Regions from separate parts of the Homo sapiens genome. Here regions 1 and 3 are each linked to region 2. The links are chromatin contacts, found by Hi-C or POLR2A ChIA-PET in ENCODE. All regions are on one chromosome and are shown on one strand. The core of a region is the stretch at or near the end of the contact, and the rest is flanking DNA. Distances in the headings are between cores, read along the strand shown. Region 1 overlaps VPS13D (vacuolar protein sorting 13 homolog D). Region 2 overlaps VPS13D (vacuolar protein sorting 13 homolog D). Region 3 overlaps VPS13D (vacuolar protein sorting 13 homolog D).

Region 1 (2,957 bases), core at 230-2,729, 96 kb before region 2:
TCTATTTCTACCTCCCCACGCGAAAACTGCTGAAGTCTTCCAGAAACTTCATAGAGTTGAAAGAAGAAATACCTGTCTATATACCATAAGGTCTCAGATCCCAAGCTATTCCCTCGGCCATGTCCTTTCCTTTCTTAGTTTATCCTGCACTAAACAAAACTGTCTGGAATTCATTCTTTAAAGGTTTATTTATGGTACATAGAGACTGTTTATGTGAAGCAGGGTATTTGCCTATTTCCCTCTTGGGACAATGTTTAAAACTACAGGGATATTTCCCTCTCTGGCACTTTCTGAAATACAATTAACAATACTGGATCTTTTTTCCTTTTAACAAATCTGGTTTTTATTTAGGGAGGGGAGGAAAAAAGTAAAGGGTCTGAAGTTTCCCAACAAATTATTTCAAGCCTTTGAGAAGACAGTTTTAGGCTTTTTAAATAGTGTCTTTGTTCGAAACTCCCCCTAACCCCCACCCTCTCACTCTGACCATTAAAATGTGGGTTTTCTTCCAAACTAGATTGCTCAATTAAAGCCCTTCTTTTGTAATACCCCAATGCTCTAAATGGAAAAAGGACTGCTGTAGGCCACCTCATGAAACCGTTTAAAGGCTCCTGGCCTCTTTTGATCTTTAAAAAAAGCCAAAAACACGTATAAACTACCTGGCATTTTCAGTATCACTCGGCCACTTTCTAACACGCAAACTTGAGAGAATGGAGAGAATGGGGAGTCAGGCAGGAATGCTGTGCTTTGGTCTCTGCATTTGTGAAATGGGACTATTATCTCCCCATTCTTCCACCGCAGAGTAAGGAATCCAATTGAGATAGCAGATGTGAAACTGCTTTCAGTCCTTTTGAACAGACACTATATCTGGCAACAATGTACCCTCAGTGTAAACCTGAAGAGACTTCCCTCTGAGATTTCTGACAGTCTCACTTCTGGCCTGGAGTCAGAAGAATCAAGATAATTATTCCTTCAATACCAAAGACGTGGTTTACCTTTTAGTCAGGCTCTCGTGACTCCTGTTCAGGGACAGGACTCCATTTTCTAAGCACACACTTTTAGCCATTATATATTCATCTAAAAGAGCATAGTACCCTTCTAAGAGCTACTAATAAAGGCATATTACTCTGTTAGAAAACTCTTTGAATAAATGACATTATTTTATGAGTCCCAGACTCCACTAGGAGACTCAAGACACAGTAAAATGTGACTCCCACAAGCTGAGAATTTAACTCTTTAGTCCCAATTCCCCGCACCCTGCTGGAAACATTAACTTACTACACTCGGCGTGCCCCCTACACACCTCATCACATGGCTGCTCCATGTAATTGTTTCACAATGATTTGAAAAATGCCCTGAAAATGTTCCTTCAATTCAGTGCCAGATGAAACATTCAACTGAAATGATTTCGTTGATTGTATGCCGAGCGCACACACAACCATCATGTAACTGGGGGGGGCTGGAGCTACTTCAACTGCAGAAAATCAGACTGCTTTTCTCAGTCTGGGGAGTTTTCTGCTGGGAGCAATTTGAAGGGAATAGTGAGGTGTCTGTGTTTCTTAGTAAGATGATTTTAAAAACAAGAAGTCCTCAACCCTCAGGAAATGCTTCACATTGGTTTGCTGGGCAAGTGCCAAGTGCTCTGGGTGAATATATACTTTATCAAACAAACCCATTCCAAAGGTCACACAAGTCAAGTGGATACTTGTGGATATTAACAAGATAGTGGTTTTCCCATGGTTTTCCCCTCACTCCCATGCTAACTATAAGTATCTTTAATCTCCTGGGAAACATGAAATTAAAGCGAATGAAGCAGACAGGGCAGTGAGTGAAGGGCACGCTGCACTCTTCCAGAGATGGCTGCAAGAGCCATTCCTGCTCCAGGTCCCCACCAGCACTCCCTGTGGCTTGGCCCCAGTTTGCCACCCCAATGCTGTCACCCTTGCCCTACCCTTACCCAAATGTGATCTGATGTTGACCAGACTACTGTCTCATTACCTGTGTGTCAATTTTAGAAGCTGTGAGTTGGCAGACACGGCCACATGAGGCCCACACATGTGTTTTGTTAGGCCCACAAGGTTTAAAAAAACCAAAAAACTTGAATTGGTTGCCAATGTTTAAAAACCAGGAGATTCCACATAAAAATCCAGATTTCCGGTTTCTCTTTAAAAATCTGAAGATCTGGCAACACCAGGTTCACATTCCTCCATGACAGCAAGCGGCTGGAGCGGGTTGTGGCGGCCCCTTCAGATGGAGCAGGCACTCCTGGTTGGGCAGACACGACACCACCCCGGTGTGCAGCTCCACTCGCTGCATCGCCAGCGCAGCTCCTGCGGGCATCTACGTTAGGACCCTAGACTTACTTCTTATCTGCTCATATCTCTAGCTGTTTCTGCGCAGCAAGATGACTATCTTGTAGCATCTTAGAGGAGGCAGCATGGGGCAGTGAGAAGAGTCCTCGACTGGTGGTTAGTAGGAAGATGGAGGTCTTGAGTATTATCTTTAAGTGCAACAGAATGAAAAACCAGAACCAATGGGTCCAAGCTGCAGGGGGCTGACTTTGACTCAAACTAAGGAAAGACTTTCTAACACCCCTGGATCCACTCCTGCTCCTATCACTTCCTAGCCACACAGCCTTGACTGACAAAACACTTTGAACTTCAATTTCCCTGTCTACCAAGCAAGTACATCACTGAGGACTCACAGGTCTAAAATTCTCTGGTTCCTTATGTTCTATGGGGAAGCATAGTATAGTGAAAAAAAAAATAGACTTTAGAGTCAGACAGGCTTGGATTTGAATCCCAGCTTTCTTCCTTGATGAAGATAAACTTTATGGCTGAAAATGAAGACGGTGTTCAGGCTGTGTCTAGTAAGTAGTCATCAAGATGGTCTAAGGGCTTCATCCTGATGTGGTGGTAGAGAAGGCCATATCCCAGTGGGTAAGTGGGCTGAGTCGACTT
Region 2 (3,380 bases), core at 260-2,759:
GACTTATTTCTCTATGAAAAAGAAAAAAGATCACTTACACAGACAAGTCACTAACTTAACACTGACATAGCTCACGCCCAAACAACGGGGCTAAAATGTACTCACCTACATTATCAAGTAGGTAATTCCTACTTCCAATGACAAAAATTTCATGTAGCTCCAAATGAAGCAAGTTAATATGACTGTCATGCTTCAACTACAAAAAGCCCCTTTTCTCCCAAAATTTACATTTAGAAAATCCTCAAACCAGGCCAGGTGTGGTGGCTCACACCTATAATCCCAGCACTTTGGGAGGCTGAGGTGGGAGGATCACTTGAGCCCAGGAGTTCGAGACCAGCCTGGACAACATAGTGAAACCCCATCTCTACAAAAAATGCAAAAATTAACTGGGCATGGTGGTGTGCACTTGTGGTCCCAGCTACTCAGGAGGCTGAGGTGGGGGTTCACTTGAGCCCAGGAAGTCAAGGGTGCAGTAAGCTGTGATCGTGCCACTGTATTCCAGCCTGTGTGACAGAGTGAGACCCTGTGGGAGGGAGAGAGGGAGAGAGGGAGGGAAGGAGGGAAGGAGGGAAGGAGGGAAGGAGGGAAGGAGGGAAGGAGGGAAGGAAGGAAGGAGGGAAGGAGGGAAGGAAGGAAGGAGGGAAGGAGGGAGGGAGGGAGGGAGGGAGGGAAGGAAGGAAGGAAGGAAGGAAGGAGCAAGAAATGGAGGGAGGGAAATCCTTAAACCTAGTATGAGGTAACTAATCTATTAATAAGGAAAACCTCATGAGACTCACAAAGAGCTTAAATATTACACTTGGGAAAGCAATAAAGAAAAGATGCCAAGATCTTTATTTAACTCTTTGGATTTAGTGGTAACTAAAGGCAAACACCAGTGTTTCATACTGAGCCCAGATGGGACATGAGGATAAACTCTGAATAGGTTCGTCATCTCAGCTGGGATGGACAGAAGTAAAGTTGAAGAGGGGGAGGGGCACACATCTGTACCTCATCTCAATACTAAAAAGCTTTCTCTAACCTCCCATGGGTGAACTGGGCATTGTGAATCCTACAGACACTATGCTCTAAGTATAGAGAGGGCTAGTGTTTGAAATGGCAGAGGTATATAAGAAAAGTTATTTTGTCTGCAGAGAAAAGCCGACATACAACAGAGTTTTAAAAGACAATGATGCAATAACAAAGAAAAACAGAGACGGCTGACCAAGTGCCATCTCGGGTTGCTGTGTGTGCAGTGTGAGACTGACAGGACACCTTGCATTCAGCATCACCTTCTATCAGGCCTAACAGAATACAATTATCTGCACAGAAACACTGATGGGAGTGGGGAAAGTTTAGATAAGCTGAATAGGAAAGCTTTTTTTTTGTTTTTTGGAAAGCATTGCTTGAAAAGAAAACAAAGTGTTCAATTTCTAAATAACGAAGCTCCTCTTAAGACTGCTTAGCCAGTAAAACCAAATATAGCCCATGCCAACCATAACTGAACACCAGCCAGGGAGCACTTGAATAACACGTAAGACTGAAACACAAACATCCCAGTGAGAACAGCTAAGTTGTATCATTAATCCAGAAAGAAACTAAAAAAGTGACATTAAATGACTTGCCCAAACCAAGAACTGTGAAGGGAGTGGCCAAAAAGAGATTCAAATCATGCTCTATACAAATAATAAACCTGTTTTTCTTTCTTTCTTTTTTTTTTTTTTTTTGAGACTGAGTCTTGCTCTGTCACCCAGGCTGAAGTGCAGCGGCTCAATCTAGGCTCACTGCAACCTCCACCTCCCTGGTATAATCAATTCTCCTGCCTCAGCCTTCCCGGTAGCTGGGATTACAGGCACACGCCACCATGCCTGGCTAATTTTTGTATTTTTTTTTTAGTAGAGACGGGGTTTCACCATGTTGGCCAGGCTGGTCTTGAACTCCTGAACTTGTGATCTGCCGCCTCGACCTCCCAAAGTGCTGGGATTACAGGCATGAGCCACCATGTCCATATGCCAAGGCGGGCATGCCAAGGCAGGTGGATCACGAGGTCAAGAGATCGAGACCATCCTGGCCAACATGGTGAAACCCCATCTCTACTAAAAACACAAAAATTAGCTGGGTGTGGTGGCATGCGCCTGTAATCTCAGCTACTTGGGAGGCTGAGGAAGGAGAATCGCTTGAACCCGGGAGGTGGAGGTTGCAGTGAGCTGAGATCTCGCCACTATACTCCAGCCTGGTGACAGAGTGAGACTCCATCTCAAAAAAAAAAAAAAAAAGAAAAAAAAGATCAAATCAAACATTAAATTAGAATCATGTGCTTAACTACCTGTATCCCTCAACAAAACATAAGTTCCTTCAAAGGAATTAGTTTTCTCTTTCATCACAGTAGCCCTCATGTTCAGCACATAGTAGGGACTCAATAAACATTTGTTAAATAGACGAAGAAATAAGTGAATAACTAGTTCTTCCAAACTTATCTTAATAGCACTGATTTCCACGTTAAGATTCTACTTATCATAGACAGTTATTCAGATATAAAACATTGGCTGGGCATGGTGGCTCACGCCTGTAATCCCAGCACTTTGGGAGGCTGAGGCAGGCAGAACACCTGAGGTCAGGAGTTCAAGACCACAACATGGTAAAACCCCATCTCTACTAAAAATACAAAAATTAGCCGGGCATGGTAGCATGTGCCTGTAATCCCAGCTACTTGGGAGGCTGAGGCTGAGGAGAATCACTTGAACCTCAGAGGTGGAGGTTGCAGTGAGCCAAGATTGCGCCACTGCACTCCACCCTGCCTGGTGAACAGAGCGAGACTCCATCTCAAAAAAAAAAAAAAACACTCACTTGTCCAAATTCCTTTCCACCTGCAATTTCAGCCTACAAGGCTCGGTTAAGAGGCTTCCTCCTGTCTGTCGCACAAAATAGGAAGGGAAGATCAGATCTCCACTACTATCCTCTGGTGCCTTCGAGTATTCTCTCGGATGTCTCTCTGCAGCAAAGATGTCCATGTCCTGGAGATCCACGACAACGCAATCCAGCAGGCAGACATGGTCTTCTACAAGGACCCAAGGAAAGAGAGGTAATGAAGAAAAGGGGACCCAAAAAGGGGTTGCACTAAACAAATAAAAAATGCAAAGCTCATTCTGTCTTTGAAAATGTTTACAGCTGCCTGCTTCCCCACACTGTCCACTACTCAGAAAACTGGCTGTCCAGGAGTCTCCACTATGGCAGCCAGACCTCCTTATGCAAAGCTCCATGTGCTCGACACACCCTGCCCACCCGCCTCCACTCCAAGCACAGACCGCGTCACAGTTCTACGGTGTCTCATGCCCATGCTGTGACAACAACTGAGGCTGGGGGATTGATGACGAAATCTGACTCCATAGGCAATCCCTCCCCAC
Region 3 (3,372 bases), core at 222-2,721, 120 kb before region 2:
ATCTACAAAAGAGCTAATTATACAACACAGGGTAGCACAGGAAATGACTTTAAACTGTGACTCAAATTCTCTGTATCCCCTTGATAATACAGCCTTACATGGTTAATCCCTGCAAATATATCGCAGAGAGGTTCGAGAATGAAGCCTACTAGATAGAGTGCTGCTTTTGCACTGGTATTAAGAGGACGGGCTCTGAATCAGAGAATCTCGGTTCTTAGCCTGGCTCTCCTTGTAACCTTGGGCAAATTAGTTAATTTCTCTGAACGTCAGTATCCTCATTTACAAACTAGCATTCCACAGGGTCGTTATGAGGATTAAACAAATCAATTTGTATGAAGACTCAGAACAGTACCTGGCACATAGTGAAGCAGTCAATAAATATGAGTATCTTTTTGTTGTTGTTGTTCAGACAGGGTCCTGCTCTGTCACCCAGGCTGGAATGTGATGGTGCAAACACAGCTCACTGCAGCCTCAACTTCCTAGGCTCGGATGATCCTCCCACCTCAGCCTCCCATGTAGGTGTGACTACAGGCGGGTGCCACCACGCCCAGCTAATTTTTGTATTTTTTAGACTTTTTTTTTTTTTGGTCATGTTGCCCAGGCTGGTCTCGAACTCCTGAGTTCAAGCAATCTGCTCACCTCAGTCTCCCAAAATATTAGTACCATTTTTAAAGCTATCCATTCAGTTACTAAATTCAAAACTTATTTCAACTGGGCAATCAGTATCAGTGTCTATCCCATGTTTTCTGTATAGCAATGCTGAGAAATAAAGATAAATGTAATTAACATTTTAAACACTTACGGTAAGGATACACTAACATATTCCGCAGGGCTAAGTTAACTACTCCATTGTAACTATTTATTTCATAAACTGCATGGCAAGCCTGACAAGCCTACTGGTCAACTTTGACAAAAGATTATGTGAGACAAATGCCAAGGAAATACAAAATTAACATTGTTGTTACTCCTTATCAGACCACAGACAAAAACAAACCCACCAACAGTCCAGAATGAAGGAAACAGGTTGTTGGCTTTTGATTGGAATTTCCTAGGATTGTTACCATGTAGTACAAGATTAATCTAAATGTTTCTTTGTGCACAGACAAGCTTATGTGGAATGTATCAGAATAATATAATAAAGGCTTAGGTTTATGTGTGAACAAAACTGCTTTCAAAAATGTATCATTATCAGGCTGATTAAGAAAATACCACAGATTTAAACATACCTGAGGCCTATAAATAAGTTAGTTTGCTGCTTACTGGGGGTGGGGGGAATACACAGGCTAAATAAACAAACGAAAGTACAGGAAAATCAAACACTTTCAAATGAGCTTTCTTCCTTAAGTAGGTGTAACTAAAACCCAGTTGTATGCTAGGACTACTGAGTATTTTCAAGATAGTGCATGCTGTGGCATTTTAAACCACAGAGCCAAGCTGCTACCACCGCCACCTCAACCACCAAACTTTAAGAGCACACGCTGTGCACTGACTCATTTCATCCTCCCAGCAGCACCCTTCACAGCTGGCAAGTGGATTTTCCAAGCAAAAGGGAGAAACCTAGAACACACCACAAATAGGTACCTATTTTTGCCTTGATGTGTCAAAGTCAGAGAAAAGGGCAAAATTCAAGCAGCTGACCAACGGCATTTCAACAACAGGATGTTCCCAGGGAGACTGCGGCAAAAGATGTCTTTCACAGTATATGTAATTCCACAAAAATAGCAGTTAAAACCAATACGGCATCAGGCACAATGAATGACAATTTCAGGTTAGAAATAACCAAATGCTCAGCCTCTAATTTGTTTTCTTCTGTTTTGAGGGATAAAACAGAGGAATAAAGAATGTGCTGGAAATTTGGGGAATGCACTTCAAACTTCTTTCCTCCTCCTCCTCCTCCACACACACACACACACACACTCTCTCTCTCTCTCTCTCACTCTCTCTCTCTCCCCACCCCCTACCTCCTCCTCTTTGTAAAAGGCCTTTAATTAGCTCACATCCTATCCTGGCCAGGGCTGCCTAATACATTCTGACACCAGCCTGTTGGCCAGGCAGTGGGGTCTAAGTGCAGGCCTGATTAGCGGGATCCCAGTGGATCCCCTGCCGCTCTTATCTCCACAGATGCCTGATGAGTTTGGTATCTTCCTCCCAGCCCTCCCGGGAAGCTGCCCCAGCAGGTGCCCATTGGCAATAGTTTTGTGTTACAGGCCTGAATGAATGATCCCCGCAGGAGCTGCCGACTGTTTTCACAGACACAGAAGGCAGTCAAAAGTCCACTGCGTGAACTTGGAATGACCCCAGCTGCAGAGTCACTGGCGGGTTCATCGGGAGGGCAGGCACGCTTTATTAAACAACTAATACTCTTCACAGATAACTTTCCGAAAAAGCAAAAGTGTTAACTCTTTGCAATCTTGCTCTGACAAAACACTTCAGCTGTGGCGGGGCTCCCTGTGTGACTGAGGGTCTGAACCCAAGTGAGGGCTCTGAGATGGAGGAATGGCGCCAGCAGGGACCATGATTTCATCTGGCCTGAAGAAGGGTTGGGACTCAGTCACCATTTGGTCTACTGTTTTGTTGTTGTTTTTTTGTTTTTTTGTTTTTTTTTTTTCCCCAAGCGTTCCAGATTAAAGCGAAAAGGCAAAAAGCAAAGGTTTCGAGCACCTACTCCAGGGAGGACAGTGTGGCTGGGAGTCAGCCTGACAGTTACAGCCCCCAGCCAGGCCGGCTCTCAGCACCTCCAGAACAAGAGGGTGGCCCCTGGCTCATTCTGCCACATGCCTGTGCACCCTCGCAGATATGCGTGGGCCCCCATGGGGCTTCCATTCTAAGTTACCAGGAGAGAAAAGGTACTAAGGTACTAAGCTGTGAAGGCCATTGCAAACTCTCATCACCTGTGGGACTGGTGGGGCAGTCATTTTGTTGGCAGCAGCCAGATGCTGTGCAGTGGGTTCCCTTTAGAAGGAGGACTCAGACGCCAGGCACAGTGGCTCATGCCTGTAATCCCAGCACTTTGGGAGGCTGAGGCAGGAGGATCACTTCAGCCCAGGAGTTAGAGACCAGCCTGAGCAACATAGAGAAACCCCATCTCTACGAGAAAAAAAAATTTAGCCAGGTGTGGTGGTGTGCTCCCGTAGTCCCAGCTACTCAGGAGGCCGGGTTGGGAGGATTGCCTGAACCCAAGAAGCAGAGGTTGCAGTGAGACAAGATGGTGCCATTGCACTTCAGCCAGTGAGACTGTCTTAAAAAAAAAAAAAAAAGGGAAAGGATTCAGAAAAGGAAAGGGGTTCAGATCAAAGTGTTCTCATAACGAAGACAAAGCCATCACAAGTTCTTCCAGGGTTGCTGGACAGCAGGCAACTGGACACATCCACA

What was found. A loop is a pair of places that touch in the nucleus more often than their neighbours do. ChIA-PET counts read pairs that join two places held with the same protein, here RNA polymerase II (POLR2A). Pooled maps may share reads with other maps.
Region 1: a loop to region 2 is called in a map of ascending aorta, with 2.1 times the contacts of the local background. The contact joins two enhancer-like sites. A Hi-C loop is called at or near these places in 3 of 168 maps with a recorded cell type or tissue (aorta, ascending aorta and prostate gland) and 9 of 50 pooled maps. POLR2A ChIA-PET finds 5 or more read pairs at or near these places in 3 of 52 experiments (A549, B cell and activated CD4-positive, alpha-beta T cell).
Region 3: a map of Calu3 shows a loop between it and region 2 (3-fold over the local background). The contact joins two enhancer-like sites. A Hi-C loop is called at or near these places in 2 of 168 maps with a recorded cell type or tissue (Calu3 and vagina) and 4 of 50 pooled maps. POLR2A ChIA-PET finds 5 or more read pairs at or near these places in 4 of 52 experiments (AG04449, AG04450, MCF 10A and 1 more).

The regions. Positions count from the first base shown.
Region 1 is chr1:12,404,458-12,407,414 of GRCh38, reverse strand. All of the region lies in intron 63 of VPS13D (vacuolar protein sorting 13 homolog D), which reads right to left. Among named protein-coding and RNA genes, the nearest start is that of SNORA59A, 100 kb to the left of the region's middle. RefSeq lists a silencer at 1,565-1,859. Within about 2 kb of position 1,479, at least 11 of the 41 ENCODE cell types and tissues checked have a DNase peak (open chromatin) inside an H3K27ac peak, as active enhancers do; they include ascending aorta, where a contact is called at or near this core.
Region 2 is chr1:12,308,085-12,311,464 of GRCh38, reverse strand. VPS13D (vacuolar protein sorting 13 homolog D) reads right to left here. Exons shown (of 70, transcript NM_015378.4): 27 at 2,824-3,034; 28 at 1-11. Among named protein-coding and RNA genes, the nearest start is that of VPS13D, 80 kb to the right of the region's middle. Within about 2 kb of position 1,509, at least 6 of the 41 ENCODE cell types and tissues checked have a DNase peak (open chromatin) inside an H3K27ac peak, as active enhancers do; they include ascending aorta, where a contact is called at or near this core.
Region 3 is chr1:12,432,495-12,435,866 of GRCh38, reverse strand. The region is part of intron 65 of VPS13D (vacuolar protein sorting 13 homolog D); the gene reads right to left. Among named protein-coding and RNA genes, the nearest start is that of SNORA59A, 73 kb to the left of the region's middle. RefSeq lists a cis regulatory region at 2,303-2,313 and an enhancer at 2,236-2,380. Within about 2 kb of position 1,471, at least 27 of the 41 ENCODE cell types and tissues checked have a DNase peak (open chromatin) inside an H3K27ac peak, as active enhancers do.